Regions from separate parts of the Homo sapiens genome. Here region 2 is linked to region 1. Evidence: read pairs that join two places in POLR2A ChIA-PET (ENCODE). Cell type or tissue: OCI-LY7. All regions are shown on one strand. Links, peaks and the distances in the headings refer to the core of each region. The heading gives the core; the rest is flanking DNA. Region 1 overlaps SGMS1 (sphingomyelin synthase 1). Region 2 holds the start of LOC105378302 (a long non-coding RNA gene).

What was found. Peaks named below come from ENCODE experiments on the same cell type or tissue, not always from the same donor. Only the 100,000 strongest peaks of a DNase experiment are listed, where the experiment ranks them.
Region 2: POLR2A ChIA-PET joins it to region 1 with 5 read pairs; 2 of 35 experiments call an interaction of 5 or more read pairs at or near these places.

What each region holds. Positions count from the first base shown.
Region 1 is chr10:50,582,762-50,591,095 of GRCh38, forward strand. It overlaps SGMS1 (sphingomyelin synthase 1), which reads right to left. Exons shown (of 11, transcript NM_147156.4): 2 at 7,392-7,486. It also overlaps the pseudogene RNU7-107P. Among named protein-coding and RNA genes, the nearest start is that of SGMS1, 37 kb to the right of the region's middle. In OCI-LY7, for the core only: no CTCF peak of the experiment used is centred there; no DNase peak of the experiment used is centred there.
Region 2 is chr10:50,668,889-50,677,222 of GRCh38, forward strand. It overlaps LOC105378302 (a long non-coding RNA gene), which reads right to left and starts at 6,079. Exons shown (of 3, transcript XR_945957.3): 1 at 5,954-6,079; 2 at 5,596-5,695. It also overlaps the pseudogene NUTM2HP. In OCI-LY7, for the core only: a CTCF peak has its summit at 193 (motif pointing left); a DNase peak (open chromatin) is centred at 3,493; H3K27ac peaks cover 916 bases.

The DNA.
Region 1 (8,334 bases), core at 245-8,244:
CACACAGGTACTTTAATCCAGGCCTACTTTCTAGTGCTTTTTCCCTCTCTGCTTCCTTGATTTATTACTAACCCAAATGCCCCACAATCATAACACAGAGGCAAGTGTGGGGACAGGGAAGAAGTCAGGTCCAAACCAGTGTTGACCCTTACAGGTCATGTGAGTCTGAACTTCCTTATCTGTCAAATGAAGAGGACACTTGCTCCCCTGCCAGCAGGACAGCTTTAAAGGTTGACAGTAATAACCAGGGATAGAGAGGCTAGCGTGCATGAGGCACTATTCTAAGTGCCCTGCAAATGTCCATTAATTCGATCCTTCTCAGAACTCTTTTAGGTAAATACCTTTATCCCCATTGCACATTTGAGAAAACTGAGATACAAAGAGGTTAAGTAATTGGTCAAAAGCTCATGCAAGCTAATAACTGAACCTAGTCTAGCCCCAGAATCCATGTTTTTAATCACTTCTTTATCCTGCCTCCCCAATATCTCCTAAAGGTCAAACAAGAATACATCTGAAAATGCTTTTCAAACCATTAAAAGATACATTAATAATAATCATTATAATAATTAGTGTACCTCCCAGCACCCCCAATCCTCTTGGTAACTGCCCTGATTCACCCTTGGAGGGAACCATTCCCAGCTATCATCAGTTCATGCTTCACCTTCTGCAGAAGATGTGCTGACCTCAGGCCCTGGAGTGAAGCACATGATCTGGCTATCCAATAGGAATAGGCCAATATACCTGGCCACAGCCACTGGTCCAGCATGAGGCACATGACTCATCATGACCAGGAAGTTTGTTTGTAACTAAGCAAACCTGAAGCTGCTAGAAGTCTCCATTCAGAGCCCAAAAACATGTAGCCAAGATGAATCCTCATGACATCATTTTGATCCTTAGTCTAGCCCCTCCTGAAGGCAGATCCAGTCCTTAGATTTGCAATTACTTAAGGCCATAGACTTTTTCACTTGAGACAGTTTGAAATGAGTTTTCTGTCACTTGCAACCAAGGCACTCTGTTCTATCAACTAAATTTACCTATACTTTCAGTACTTTCCCCTCTCTAAAAATAAAACTTGAAGACTATTCAAGTGAATTTTAATTGGCTAGTCTTGACAAAGCAACACTTCTGAGGCTGGACTTCCTGACAAGATAACTCCACATTATGTAGAACAGACTTCATTTTTCCAATGCCACAGAACAAGGAATCTGGCCTATCAAAAAATTTGTTTCAGAAAATTTCATTTTTAATCAAAAGAACTAAGCCTACAGTTTCCAACTTTGTAAGAAAACAACTATGATATTTATTTTCTCAGCCTTCTCAATTCTTGTTTTTCCTCTAAACAACTATCCATATAGAATCACTAAAAAGAATATGACTGAATTCTTTAAAACATTTTAAACACAAAAAGTAGAAGACATGAATGGCTATAGATCATTTCTTCCTCCTAAAGAAGATTGGCTGGGCGCAGTGGCTCACACCTGTAATCCCAGCACTTTGGGAGGCCAATGGGGGAGGATCACGAGGTCAGGAGTTCAAGACCAGCCTGGCCAACATAGTGAAACGCTGTCTCTACTAAAAATACAAAAAATTAGCCAGGCATGGTGGCGGGTGCCTGTAATTCCAGCTACTTGGGAGGCTGAAGCAGGAGAATCACTTGAACCCGGGAGGCAGAGGTTGTAGTAAGCGGAGATCGTGCCACTGCACTCCAGCCTGGGTGACAGTGCGAGACTCCATCTCAAAAAAAAAAAAAAAAAAAAAAGATCAACTACACCTTAACTTTATTAATTTTGGCAACAAAACAAACCAGTTTGGAGTTTTCATCACATTCATTAAGCTATTTATTGTACCAGTTCACATTCCTTCCCTGTGGTTTCTTCAGAAGCCTAAGATTTCAGAGGAAAGCACTATGGGTCACCCAGATCACTGCCTCAAAAGGTGACAAATAGCATCCCATTTGATGTCTGATGGCTCCCAAATCCATGTGTAAGTATGACCAGGGCTTCCTGCATTTTCACATCTTTGAATTACTGCACATAGCTAAATAACTGCAACTATAACATCCAAACAAATTCCCACTTCCTGAAAGACCTCTCAGGCTGAAAGAAGGCAATGATGCAGACATCATGGCTGAAGATGGTTCACTGATATGGTTTGACTTGCTTCCTTTACATTGGTCTGAGGACAGTGTAGGGGTGGTGAATGGGCAGTCACTCACAGCCCCAGTGTCCACCCATAATATATATACAAGCACATATGAAAATGCTACACAGGTGTAAAAGATGTTAAAAACAAGTTTCAAATTCCTTAATGTAAAAAAATACTTCTATATTTTCTATTAAGAAGAAACAAACTTTTATGACTTTGATAAGCAAATAGATAAGCACACAAACAGAGATAGATTAATTTGTTATGCTGCATTCCAAACTTTATTATCCAAACTCTATTATCTTGGTTGGCTGTTGTTTCTATTGAGGTTTATTATTAAAGTAGCACAAGACTGACCATATGCTTGGCTTGCTTTAGTAAGCACTTCAAAACTCATCCCTTCTCCAGACATGGCTACCTTCAAACAGTCTGGCATTACCACATGTAAACAATTAGGACATTTAAAACTACAGTAATTGTGCAAACATCACATTACATACTCCTCATTACGGAAGCAAAAAATCAAATTATGTAGGGTAAGTGTTTATCAAGTTTATAAAATTAATAAAGATAGCTGACATAATAGTTTTAAATTGAGGATTTTTAGTTCCACTTCCATATTATACTTTTTATTCTAAAAGCAGCTATGCTGAGAATAAGCCCCATGTGGTTGGTGCACACGGAAATGCGCTACCTGCATAACTAGAAGAGCTGACAGGGGATGCCCCTACACCACGATGTCATATTTTTGATTTATAGAAAGCACAATCATGGAATGGAATTTCAAATTCATAGGAGACTCTTTTACTATACTTGATCTTAGCCAAAAGGCCAAGAAGTGATAGAGGAGCTTCTTTTAAACTCCTCAAGACCAAGAACCATATCTGATTTTCACCATTTTATGCCTGAAATACAATAGACACTCTGTAAATACGTGTTGGATGAATACATGAATGAGAACATTAACACTAAATTTAATGGGCTCAGATTACTACATGACTACAGAGGTTATGATTACTATGTCCTTGCTTTTATGAAGTAAAGCAGGAGCTGGCAAACTTTTTTGTAAAGGGCTAGATGGTAAATATTTTAGGCTTTGTAGGCCATATGGTCACTGTTGCAACTACTCAACCCTGGTCTCTTTTGCAACTATTCAACTCTGCAGTTATAGCAAAATATGTAAACAAATGAGCATGACTTTTTGAATAAAACTTTATGTATAAAAACAGAATTTTTCCATAAAAACACCCAAATCCTCTGAGGAACACTTTCTTATTATATAATGATGACTCTACTCTCTAAAGTTTGGAAAATGGTGGACTTGCTAAATTGAGCTGGACAGAGTTTGTTGGGTTGATATTTGGGCAGAGGATATACACTCACTCTCCACCATGCCCATCAATCCTTATGAGCAACCCCATTCATTTCAGTCACGTTACCAGCCTGGCCCATGTAAGCCTCTGAATTTACATCCCTGAACTCTACAGAACAACTGGCTTCCGGGGATGTGGCCCACTGCCATACCTGTGAATTGATAACTATACTACAGGCTCCTCAAGGGCAAGCCCAAACGTTCAACTCTTTGCCCCTCACCTAACACTTAATATCAACACCTAATGAACTTTAAATATTCATCAATTGCCTGTTGTTTGACATGTTCTGCACAGTCTCCTTGGAGGGGCTGTAGAGAAAGTAATAATGGCAGAGAAGAGGACGTAGAAAACATGTGCCAGTAGGGAACGACGTGAGAAGGGACATGGTGAGTCACAGGAAGAGCAGCAGGAATCAGCACAGGACTGATGAAACCACACCCAATTCTCCCAAGTGTGTCTCAATCTTCTCGCTGCTGTCTAGATTCCTCCCTCATATCACAGCAGAAGCTGAGCACAACCTGGTACTATTTCCACTATAACCATGATGAGGAGAAAACCTTGTTTAATTCTCATTTCCTCTGGAGGGTGCCCCAGATGGGTAAACCCAAACAATTACCCACATCTAGTAAAATAAATAAATTGTTATATTCTCCCACAATGGAATGCTCTAAAGAAATGAAAATGAGCAATCAATAACTAAACTATATGCAATAATATGCAGGAATCTAATATGTTGTTGAATGAGAGAAGCCAGACACAAAAGAGTACAATCTGCATTATATATTACACACACACACAAAGAAAAGACAAATGCAGAACTAATTTATGCTCCTAGAAGTCAAGAGAGTAGTCATCCATGGAGCAAGGGTACAGTTGACCCTTGAACAACACTGGTTTGAACTGTAAGGGGCCACTTAAAGGCAGATTTTTTTCAATAAACACATTGGAAAATTTTTTTGGAGATTTGCAACACTTTGAAAAAGCTCACAGATAAACCAAATAGCCTACAAATAGCAGAAAAAAAAATTAAGGAAATATGAGGTATGCTGTGAATGCATAAAATATATGTCATTGGCCGGGCGTGGCAGCTCACGCCTATAATTCCACCACTTTGGGAGGCCAAGGCGGGTGGATCACGAGGTCAGGAGTTCGAGACCAGCCTGGCCAATATGGTGAAACCGTGTCTCTACTAAAAATACAAAAATTAGCCTGGCATGGTGGCACGCACCTGTAATCCCAGCTACTCGGGAGGAAGAATCGCTTGAACCCAGAAGGCGGAGGTTGCAGTGAGCCGAGATCGTGCCACTGCACTCCAGCCTGGGCAACAGAGCAAGACTGCATCTCAAAATATATATGTGTGTGTGTGTGTGTGTGTGTGTGTGTGTGTGTGTGTGTGTGTGTCGTTATGTAGTAAGTCAGTAAGGCTTCCAGTCAACAGTAGGCTATTACTAGTTACATTTTCAGGGAGACAAAATTATACTTGGATTTTCAACTGCACCCCTAATCCCCAAATTATTTAAGAGTCAACTGTAGTGTCTAAAAGGAAGCATGAGATTGTGTTAGTCATGCTCTGTTTCTTAATCTGGGTGCTGGTTACATGGATGTGTTCAATCTGTGAAGTTATATTGAGCTATACACTTATAATATGTCTATTTTCCATATGTATCTTCTACTTCAGTAGAAAGTTTTTTAAAATCACCATATCTCAGTGGTCTAGGACTAGACAGGACCCCATATGTCTTCCCTTCATTCATCCTTCAAAACCCCCTTTGCCTCACGTGGAGTCCCACTCACTCCTCCTCATCTTTTCAAAGCATAACCATACAGAGGCCAAAGAATAAAAAAGCAAAACTCAATCATTCTGAGCTACCCGTGATTCCAGACACAACTCCTTCTGAATGCCAGTATCTTTTGAAGAACCTTTACTGCTATCACTGACCTTTTGTTCTAAATCAGAAATGAGAGTATAAGAAGCCACTGCTGCCCTAAATGGCTCACTTAAATAGACTTTCTTTAAAATATGCTCTAAATAGGCAACCTTATAGACACAAATGTCTGTAAAACAATGCTTAGATACACAGGGACGACTTGAGGAAGATACCGTAAATAAATAGTAACTGAGATTGGAAAGCAGAACAGTCGACAGCCATCTTGCAAGAACCACAGATAACTGATGGTGTAATTGGCTATAATGTGTAAAGATCTACAACTGTAATCATAGCTGAACATGTCTTTGAGATTTTAAGTAAAGTTTCAATGTAGGTAGTCAAATTATGAGGCTGGGAATCATTTTTAATCTCTCTAATGCTGATTTTAATACATTAACCTATATAACATCAACTTCACAGTACCAGTCATATTCTTTCCACATTCTCCTATAAGTTTAGGTTTAAAAAATCAGCTAAGACCTTTGATCACATCAGAGCACAGAGACTGATCTAATTTTTTTTTTTTTTTTTTTTTTTTTTGAGACAGGGTCCCACTCTGTCACTTAGACTGGAGTGCAGAGGCGTGATCTCGGCTCACCGCAACCTCTGCCTCCCAGGCTCAAGTGATTCTCCTGCCTCAGCCTCCCGAGTAGCTGGGATTACTGGCACATGTCACTACCGCTCAGCTAACTTTTGTATTTTTAGTAGAGACAGGGTTTCACTATGTTGGCCAGGCAGGTCTTAAACTCCTGACTTCAAATGATCCACCTGCCTCGGCCTCCCAAAGTGCTGGGATTACAGGCATGAGCCACCAGGCCCAGCCCTGGTCTATTTGTGAATCTTGATCAGGGAGAAGGTGAGGCTGGTGATCAGATCCACTGACCTAACCATGAAACATCAGCCATGGCGGGGATGGGTAGATTACAGGAAGAAAGCACAGTAATTTCTCTCTTGGGGTATATGTACAGTACAAGTTCCATGCCTTTATATTCAGATTTTTCTCATATCAAATTCATATTACTTATCTGTTCATTAAAGAAATCACTCTCTCTCTCTCCGTGTGTGTGAGAGAGATAGACTGGGACTCACTGTCGCCCAGCCTGGAGTACAGTGGCATAATCATAGCTTACTACACCCTCCAACTCCTGGGCTCAAGCGATCCTCCCACCTCAACCTCCCAAGTAGCTAGGACTACAGGCATGTGCCACCATGACTGGCTAAATTTTTAATTTTTTGTAGACAAGGTCTTGCTATTAAAAATGGTTTTGGGTTTTGTTTTTTGAGACAGGGTCTTGTCTGTCACCCAGGCTGCAGTGCAGTAGCTCCATCACGGCTCACTACAGCCTCGACTTTGTGGGCTCAAGCGATCCTCCCACCTCAGCCTGCTGAATAGCTGGGACCACAGGTGTGCACCACCACACCCAGCTAATTTTTTTTGTATTTTTTCTAGAGATGGGTCTCACCTTGTTGCCTAGGCTGATTTTGAAATCCTGGGCTCAAGCGATCCATTCCCCTCAGCCTCCCAAAGTGCCGGGATTACAGGTGTAAGCCAGCACGCCTGGCCTAAAAATGTTTTTAATCTGACTTTATTTCTATCAACAGTGAAGGGAGCATAACTCAGTTACACACTTCAGTACAAAACTATAAATTTAATTAAATGGTTCTGTGCCACGTAGTTCTAAAAGGTCTTTCAGGGAAGAATATCCTTATTTGTAAGAGCTGCATCCCAAGAATTTAGGAAAAAATGTCATAATATCTGCAACTTCTACATGTTTCAGCTAAAAAATGTACAAACCTATACACACACCAAAAAATGTGGCAAAATGCTAATAACTGTTAAAGCTAAGGTGTAGATAGGCAGGAACTCATTGCACGTTCTCTTAACTCTCTTCAGTATGGTTGAAAATGTTTTACAATAAAAAGCTGCATAGAAATATTTACTTACCTTTCAAATGATGGCTGTCTTCTTTCTCCTGATCAAAAATGAATGACTAAATATGCCCACGGGCCCATTCAGGGATCGTACATGCTGTCGTCACGCTGCAAGAATAAGCAAAGCAACATGCGTGTTATCACCAAGAATTTTTACTCTTAATACTATTTCAGTTGAGAACGTGTTCTTAATATATGATAAGCCTCTAAATTTAAATACTGCTACAACTTTTTAATAGGGGAAAAAGTAAAAAAAGAAAAAATAATCCCATCACATATTGAATGTAGGGAACAACTATCAGCCCCACCCACTCTAGGAAATTTTGGAATAAAGGAATTCCTCTGTAAGTTTCTTTTTTTTTCCCTCCAACTTTATTGAAGTATGATTGACAAATAAAAATTACATATATTTAAAGTGTACAAGGTGATGGTTTTATATATGTATACATTGTGAAATGATTGCCACAAACTACTTAACATATCTATCACCTCATACAATTCCCTTTTTTTTGAGGAGTTTTCTGGTAAAAACAAGAAAACTTGCTAGATAAATTCTAAAAGAGCCTTACAGTGTAGTTACCATTTGTGTGTGTGTGGTGAGAACACATAAGGTCTACTGTCTTAGCAAATTCAAATATACATTATTATTCCCTATAGTCACCATGCATTAGGTCTTCATCTTATAGCTGAAGGTTTGCCTCAGTTCCTGTCGAATCACAGCAATTTCAGGGCAGTGATGTAGCCCAAACATCCACTCTAACAAAAACTGGAGCTTCAATGACTTGAGATTTACTCTGACCTTGGATTTCTGAGACCACACTTAGAAGGCATCCACGTACCCACCTAGAACCACACAGGAATTGCTGAACCTCCTCAAATCCTTTCCAGCAAAGGTATTCAGATCCAATCTACAGTATACTCAACTACAATACACACAAGTTTGCGGCAAAGTGGTA
Region 2 (8,334 bases), core at 22-8,021, 86 kb after region 1:
CACAGGGAAGTGGCTATTAGAACATTAAAGGAAGTGATGTTGGCACATTTTATTGGCGGGAGGATTCACCACGAGGAAGATAAGGCCAGAAGGCGACTCCCGGTAAGGAGCAAGGCCCACAAATCCTCGGGTGAGTCTGAGGGAGGAGGTGGTGGCTGTGGGGTCAGCAGGTGGACACCTGCATCACGTGGCTCCCTCTGCTGGGCTTGTGGCCCCATGTGCAATAGAGAAACTAATGGAAGGTTGGGTGACCCAATCAGAAATATGAAGCTGGCCAGGCGTAATGGCTCACACCTGTAATCCCAGCACTTTGGGAGGCCGAGGCAGGTGGATCACCTGAGGTTAGGAGTTCGAGACCAGCCTGGCCAACATGGCAAAACCCCGTCTTTACTAAAAATACAAAATTAGCTGGGCTTGGTGGTGCATGCCTGTAATCCCAGCTACTCCGGAGGCTGACGCAGGAGAATGGCTTAGAACCCGGGAGGCGGAGTTTGCAGTGAGCCGAGATCGTGCCACTGCACTCCAGCCTGGGCAACAGAGGGAGACTCTGTCTCAAAAAAAAAAAAGAAAAGAAAAGAAAAAAAAAGAAACATGAAGCTGAGATGCGCTTGCCACTCCAGGGGCATCCTGAGCCTTTGGAAAGAACCCGTTGACAGGGTTCTCAGAAACATCAGAGCCACATTTTCTCAGGGGGGCTTCCCTGTCTCTCCAGAACCCAGCTCCCAGCACTCCTCAGGACAGAGCCTGCCCAGCTCTGCCCGTGTCACTTCACTGACCCCCACCCCTGCCAGGCTTCTCCCATACCCGCAGGGCCAGCACCCAACGTGCTGAGAGAATGGGGTCCCAGAACCAGATGAACACATCAGGGGAAACTGAATCCATTCTCTCTTGGGGTCCTGAGCCTCCCAGTGACAGAAGATCCAGGAGATGCGAGTGGGAGGTCGCCCTAACAGGATCTAACATCATGCTCCAGATTGCTGAAGGGACACAGATCGGTGCCTCCTCTCCTTGACTCTACCCTCCTCACTCCTTAGCACCAGGCCTGGCTGTACATCCCTGCCAAGGTGCAACTAAGACCTTTGCCTGCAGCTCAGGAGTGCCCCCGACAGGAGCACAAGAGGAGGCTCATCCCCACCCACAACCCAGGCCGGAGCGAATCTGGCTGCCCAGGCTCTGTGTCTGGCTTCTGCCCCAGGACCTGAGCCCGTGTAAACTCAGGCTTCCTTGGCCTGCCCTCCCCAGGCCCAGGTTCTAAAGGTTGCTCCCCACAACTTCCTTGTTGCTCCTCCACTTTGTCCCTTGAATTACAGCCCAGCTCTAGGCGGGACTGTGAAGCTCTGCCCAATGCTTTCCACGAGAAGTCAGATTCAGGCCCTTGTGCCTGAAGATTCCTTGTGAAGAGCAGATGACACCTTCTCCAAGAGCAGCTAAGGAATCACCTTGGCTCCTCAGGCTGAGTATACATTTTCTGTACGGAACTTCAGAAAGAAATGGTCAACATTCATTCCTCACTTCACCAGAGAAAGAAGAAAATGTCACGTGCCTTTGATTCCCTCTTTTTACCAAGACTCCACTGAGATAAAACTCCTAACACAGAAGCCAACACGTATTCTCAACACTGGGTACCTGCTGGAGGTCCTGCCTTAGCCCCGAAGCCTCAGGTTTCCATGGGGACAGGTTGGTTGAGAACTGGTGGCCCAGCTCTCAGCCTGACACCCAACAGTATCCCCACCCAGGGGGCAGATGGTAGTGCAGGCACAGGTTCTGCAGGCTTTCATCTCATGGAACGTATGTTAGAGGGTGTCCTTGTCACTCGCCATGCCCCAGAGGAATCAGCAGGGACATCAGGACTGAGAGAAGACATGGCACATCTGACCTCCTGTCCTGGAAACCCCACATCTTTCTGACTGTGCTGATCACACGGACAATATCTAGAAAAGTTCTGCTCTGCACAGTGTTCCGTCTACCAGGCCCACCCATCTGAGGACCCAGATGCTAGGAACACAGATACTGAAGGAGCAAACACCTGCCTAAGGTGCAGGTACCCCTGCATCCATCTGTGGGAGGAAGAGCAAGAAACTACCATTTATATGGATTCTTTGGCCCTAAGAATGAACCAACTATTTAGGAGTAACACAGTGATGCAGAATGACCAGGGAGGGTCATTCTCAACCATGCTCCCTGGTCATTCTGCATCACTACAATACACATAGAATCCCCAGAATACACAACCATTAAAGCCTCAATATTCTTGCTTCATACAAACATTTGCTTACAGATCCTGAACACACAAACACACACACACACCCGCCCCGGGGTGTGTTACTAACTGCTTAATAAAATGCTCTCCAGGGGGACATAGGAAAGCCTAGAATTGTGATGCTTATGTGGTGTAAATATCTCAGCATGACTAATTTTAAACTACCAACCTAACGCCACTGAACACAGAGATGAGAAGAGATGTGCCTTGCCCAGTGGCTACCCCAAGCTAGTACAAGCCAGCTCCAGCACAGCCACATCCTTTCATAGGAATACGTGTACACAATCTACCTGCACCCTGAGTAGGACCCTCAACTCTCACCCCAAATATAAAAACAAAACCAAACCAGGTACCTCCAGAAGACAACCTCCTCATATATCCTAAACAGACACACACAACTGAGATAGGATAGGGTGGTCATAGCCTCCATTAAAGGAGAACAAACTTGCTAAACAGATGAAGAGAACAAACCATCCGACAGTGCACAAGGAGGTCCTGCAGTAAGGAGGTGGAAAAGAAGAAGGGAAAATCCCCAAATTCACACAAGTGCAAAAACCCATGATTAGTGTCCCTGGGTTGACCAGTGCTCACTATAACAGTGAAAAACACACCCTTGGGTAGAGATTTAAGATGTTAATGATTCACCTGATATAGGCACTAGCATGTGCAGCAATAGCGCATGCATGTCCAGAGAACAGCCCAGAGAGTGCTTAACAGTGACACCCCTTCCCACCCCTTCATGAATAGTCATGTAAGGCTCCCATAAAGGAGGTTTCCCCAGTGTCAGTCAATGCTGTCTCACCTTTCAGCAGCCCACTCTGATCGGCTGTCAGAGTGTACATTCACTTTGCAGTAACCTCTCTTGCTTACTTTTACATTGGACTCACTCTCAAAGTAAGACTTCTTTTGTGCAGCAAAGTCAAGAACCTGAACCAGCCCACCAGCAACACAACTGCTACCTGTACCCTAAATACACAGATGGCCTGCCCAATTATTACTTAAATTTGCAGACAAAACTCTACCCACCCCAAATGCTCACCTCACTGCTAAAACCATATATGTATATATATACGTGCCCAAATACAAACATGTTCAATGAACACAGTACCCATATATACCCATATATACTGTGAACCCTGAAAGGGCTGATCATAAGTGGCTAACTGGGCCTAAACTCAAAATGGAGCCAAGCAGCCATTTGCTGACTGCAAGTCTCACACATTTACCCTGCTTCCTGCAAAAACCACATACTTGTGTCACTTTGGGACTTTCACAGCTGTCTGTTCCTGTTTATGTCACCTGAATCAAGGGGTACCATTTCATCATATGGACTTAAGAAATAGACTGTGACTTGCATCAGCCAATCAGAAATAAACAAGCTTGTATCCCTCATTTGCAGAGTGAACCAGATTGGGAATCTGAGAACGAATTTCTCTGTAAAAGATAATACCTCTCTTTGTTCTTTCAGAGTGTACCTTTGTTTTGCACTGAATGCTGGGACTCCTTGATTTGCAAACAGCTCAGTGGAATCAAATTTCTATTTTTTTCTTTTGTTGTTTTTTTAAGAAAACCCTTTTCAGTAGATTTGTTAACAGTACATAATGAAAATCCTATAGGCATAGGCTCAAAAAAAAATCACAAGGTATACAACACTTGTGTCATGCATCACCCAGAAAAAGAATCACATACAATCCCACAGCTCTAAAATATAGGAATCCATGATTCTTGAATCCAAACACAACCTACACAGCCTCTCTGTTTCCAAATACATGCACTGAACCTCCCACATCTCCCAGAATACAAAACACAGAAGCCACATAAACTCAAATACACACAGAACCACAAACTATTTTTATCAAATACATATAAGTCCACCTCACAAACTCTGAGAACACAGATACAAGTGGCAACACCAAATTCTGCGAGTATTACATTTCACAACAGACACAGAGGACCACTAAGTCTTAATATACCCAAAACCCCTCTTATACACACTCACAAACTACCCATGAATACACACCTCACCCTCCCAGGTAAGACCAATACAAAAAAAAAAAAAACACAAAAACACCAATAATGCTCTAATATACGCACATAACTTTCATATACCCATGGGCACATACAAACTCACAAAAATATCCCCAATCCCTGAGTGTATAAATCCCCCGAAACACTATCCAATCAATATGCTACATCTCCGGAATACAACCTCCTCACCTCATCCCCTAAACATGCCCAAACACGTGTACGAACATCCTAGCATTCTCCAAAGAAATACACTTTAAATACTAACAATCCCGTATTCTATAAACCGACTTAGATAATTCATCTATCTGCTGATAAATATACACACAAACCAGTATACACACCCAAGATGCACAGAAATATCTCCAGCATATCATTTATAAATACCCATAAAAACACTTCCCAATCCCAAATTATCCCAATCTAGTATGAACCAGCTCCCACATTGCCAAGTACTAACCAATAACCATATCACATACCTCTGATACATATAAATTCAACTCTCCCACTCTCCTGTATAAAAAGAGAACCCCATCTCTCTATCAGACACACACATACTAAATTCCCAGAATATATAACCCTAATAACCACTTACTGCAAAACACAAGCACATAGCTCCACAAAACCTACATCTAAACTGCCACGCCCTTGAACGCACACACAAACTCAATACTCATGTAGTTCTCTACATGCCCTAAATATACCCGCGATTAACTAACACGCCACAAATATGCAAACATGCCACCTCATATCCCCAAATACACATACAGTTCCACAATACTGCCCGGCCCAGTTATGACCTTCTTTAATCTGCAATCTCCACACAGACACAACCAACCCACACACGTGAATACATATTAGATTCTCACCAATTAAATACATATCAAATTCCAAACTAAGAATTCATATAAACACATTTTCACATACACAAAACCACCCCCACAAATCTCACACCCTCCAAAATCCAAAATAAATCTTCCTGACATTCTCAAGTACACACTAACCCAACCACCCAAGATACACACGTATGTGCAGTAAATTTTAGATACATGTGTAGCCTACAATTTACAAATAATATACCACTACTTTTTATTTGTAAATTCCACATAAGTAAGCGATTCTCATGGGAGCTTTTCTTGACTTTGGCCACACTCTTGCATCCACAACCAACTTGTGCTACCAAGTGAACAGACTATGACTAAAGGCCTGTTCTTCCACTTTGCAGCTGCTCATATCAGTGACAAATCAGCGTATTAGAACAAGCATGCTGGCTGATTATTCTGATCAAGTCAACAAGCTTCACAACTCACTCAATGAGGTCGTCCATGAGAACTTCACTGTTTTACCAGGACAGGAGCTACTTCTTTGCTGAACTGCATCACGGTTTCAACTGCTGAGGTTTTCTTCAAGCTTTTGAATTGTTTGGAATGTGAAAGGCACGGCTGAGACACACTTTGGCATTCCCACTGCATTGTTACACCTCCCCCATCACTTCAGGTCCAGGTGAGCAAGGGAAAGGAGCGCAGCCTGGGTGTCCCGCAGGGCCCCCGCTAGGAAAGCTATGAACGATCCCGCCTTTGAGCGCAGCCACAGGCCTGCTCTGGTCACAATGTGGGGTCGCCCCGCGGACACCGGTGACCAGTGGGAGCATGACCAGGAGGTGATTACCTTCTAATCACCCTTGGTTTTATTTTTAGGTAACATCAAGGAGGACGCCATGAGAGCGAAGGCCGTTGGGTAACCGCCCTTTGCTCTCGTGCTGCGCATCTCCCTGCCATAAACCGCCGCAACCGGCACTGGGAGCGGTTGAGGGCGGCCGGCCTCACGCTGGGAGCGGTTGAGGGCGGCCGGCCTCGCGCTGGAACCTCACCCGCCTCAAGGCTCGTGTGGCAGCGCACGGGGCAGGCCAGGAGCCCGCCCTGGGAAGGCCCCGCTGGAGATGTGGAAATGGAGGGAGGCAGCACCTGGGCGCTTCCTGGGGCCAGACAAGCCCCCTCATTGGAACCTCCATGACCATGCCTCTGAGAAACCAGCGCGTCCACAGCGACCACTCCTAATTTTCGGTAATACAAACCTGCAGTCCATGCACTTAGGTAACACCCTTGCTGAAAGGTTTACCTTTGGAGGGTTTATCCTAAAGCAAGGTATCCTCGAATTGCATGTCTTGCATTCCCTTTGGACGGCATTTATTTCATTCCTGCTCATGCCTTTCAAAAAATAGTATGCCCTGTTTTCCTACTCAGTCTGGAGGTTCCATTGAAGAATATTTCTGGCAAATAATTTTAGACCTGAAAACACACTCCAAAATATACTTTCTTCTGACTCCATTCCCAGAGTTTTTCCTACCGCATTCAAATGATTTCTAGAAATGTTTTTGTTGTAGCCTTGATCAATTTCAGTCGATAAAGCAGCAGATAGTAAGGGAACAATTCCACGCTCCCCACCCCTGACTCTGCAACACAGTGCAGAATTCCAGTTGGCAATAAAAAACTAGTAGAGAAGCAATTCACTGACTTAAGTTTGTAACAGCTTCAGAAAAAACTTTAATCGTACATCCTTTCTGCTCATTTGCAGGATTCCTATCGTCTGTCTCCACGTGATAACACTGAAGAGCCTTCACGTTGATGCAGGCCCAGGGCCTCAAGTGCAGAGACTGAGAGCTCTGCAGGACACAGCATGGAGCTGCCATTCCTCTACTGGGTGGAGGAGCATGTGTCCTCTGAACAGGGGATCGAAGCCCTGAGATGTTCTTTCTCAGCTGTCAGTGCGGCCAAGGACTTTCTGTGGGGATGCTCACAGAGCAGGGGCCAGAGGACTTTTAGCCACCACCTCCCATGGCCAGTCTTCACAAATTACCTTTGGCTAATTTGATTGTCTCTCCTCCTGGGGTCTAGGACTTCAAACATGTACAGAAGCAATTGCAGAATTAAGACACTTCCACAATATATTTTTTGTATCACTGGCTCAGAAAAAGTCTCATTCAAATCCTGTATCAAAGCCATGTGTGACAATCTTGAGAAACCATCAGTTGACTGACTTGACAAGGGAGGAAGCAACCAAAAATTCTGCCCTTCTTCAGTATCTGAGTATGGTATTTTGCTTCAACATCCCTCTTAGATGAAGTTATTGATTGAAAATCATTTAAGTTTGCCCCATGGTAAAAGATCAAGTCCTCAGAAAGATCTCCAAAGCGTTTATGGTTTGTTTTGTTTTGTTTTGGTAAGTTTACCATGATTTTGCTTGAATTGCTCTCCGTTGATCTTCTCAGCTAAGATTGAGGTAGAGTTGCACAGCAGAAGAGGGCTGCATGTACCTGGGGTACAAGGATTGCTTCCTAAACAATGATAAGCACACAGCCACCTAATAGTCTGGATCGGCTGAGACCATTCTGATTTCAAACACCCAGTCCCCTTGCCTTCGTAAGAACCCCTGTGTTTCTCAGACTGAAGATGTGTTTTGAATTTTGTTCACGAAGTGAGGCCACTGTTGAAACTCGTCAAGACTGGGAAAGAGCCAAAGTGGGAAGGAGCATGGGTTGACTGGCACAAAAGTAGGTCTGTTGATAAAGAATGGAAGTAAAGGGGACATCAGGTAGAAGCTTTTGCTGTGAGTCAGAAGGACAATTTAAAAGTTGCCTAAAGAGGCACATGCCATCTCTGCTGCTGCCTTCCAGTTGGAAGGGAAACTCAGGTTCTTGCCTAATGGCTGAAGCCCTTCACAGAATGTCCCCCACCCCTACCAGCTGCCCACTGCCCCTCCCCCTCTGCAGAATGTCTGGGGTCCTATGTTCCAAAAACCTGTTTACATTCAAATTTTAACTGCTTCAGTTGGACTCAGGAGCATCTGCTGAGCCAAGTCACTCTCTGGGTCTTACCCTTGGCTTTTCTCATTGCGGAAACTGCCAGACAGCGGTGGTCAGTGCCCAGCCTGAGGGGATGGCTTCAAATGGAGGTAAGCCTATAGGGATGGGGGCATTATCTGAGTCTGCCATGCCTCAACTCCTTAGGAATTCAAATTTGATACTGCCCCGGGGACAGTTGATAGGGCTG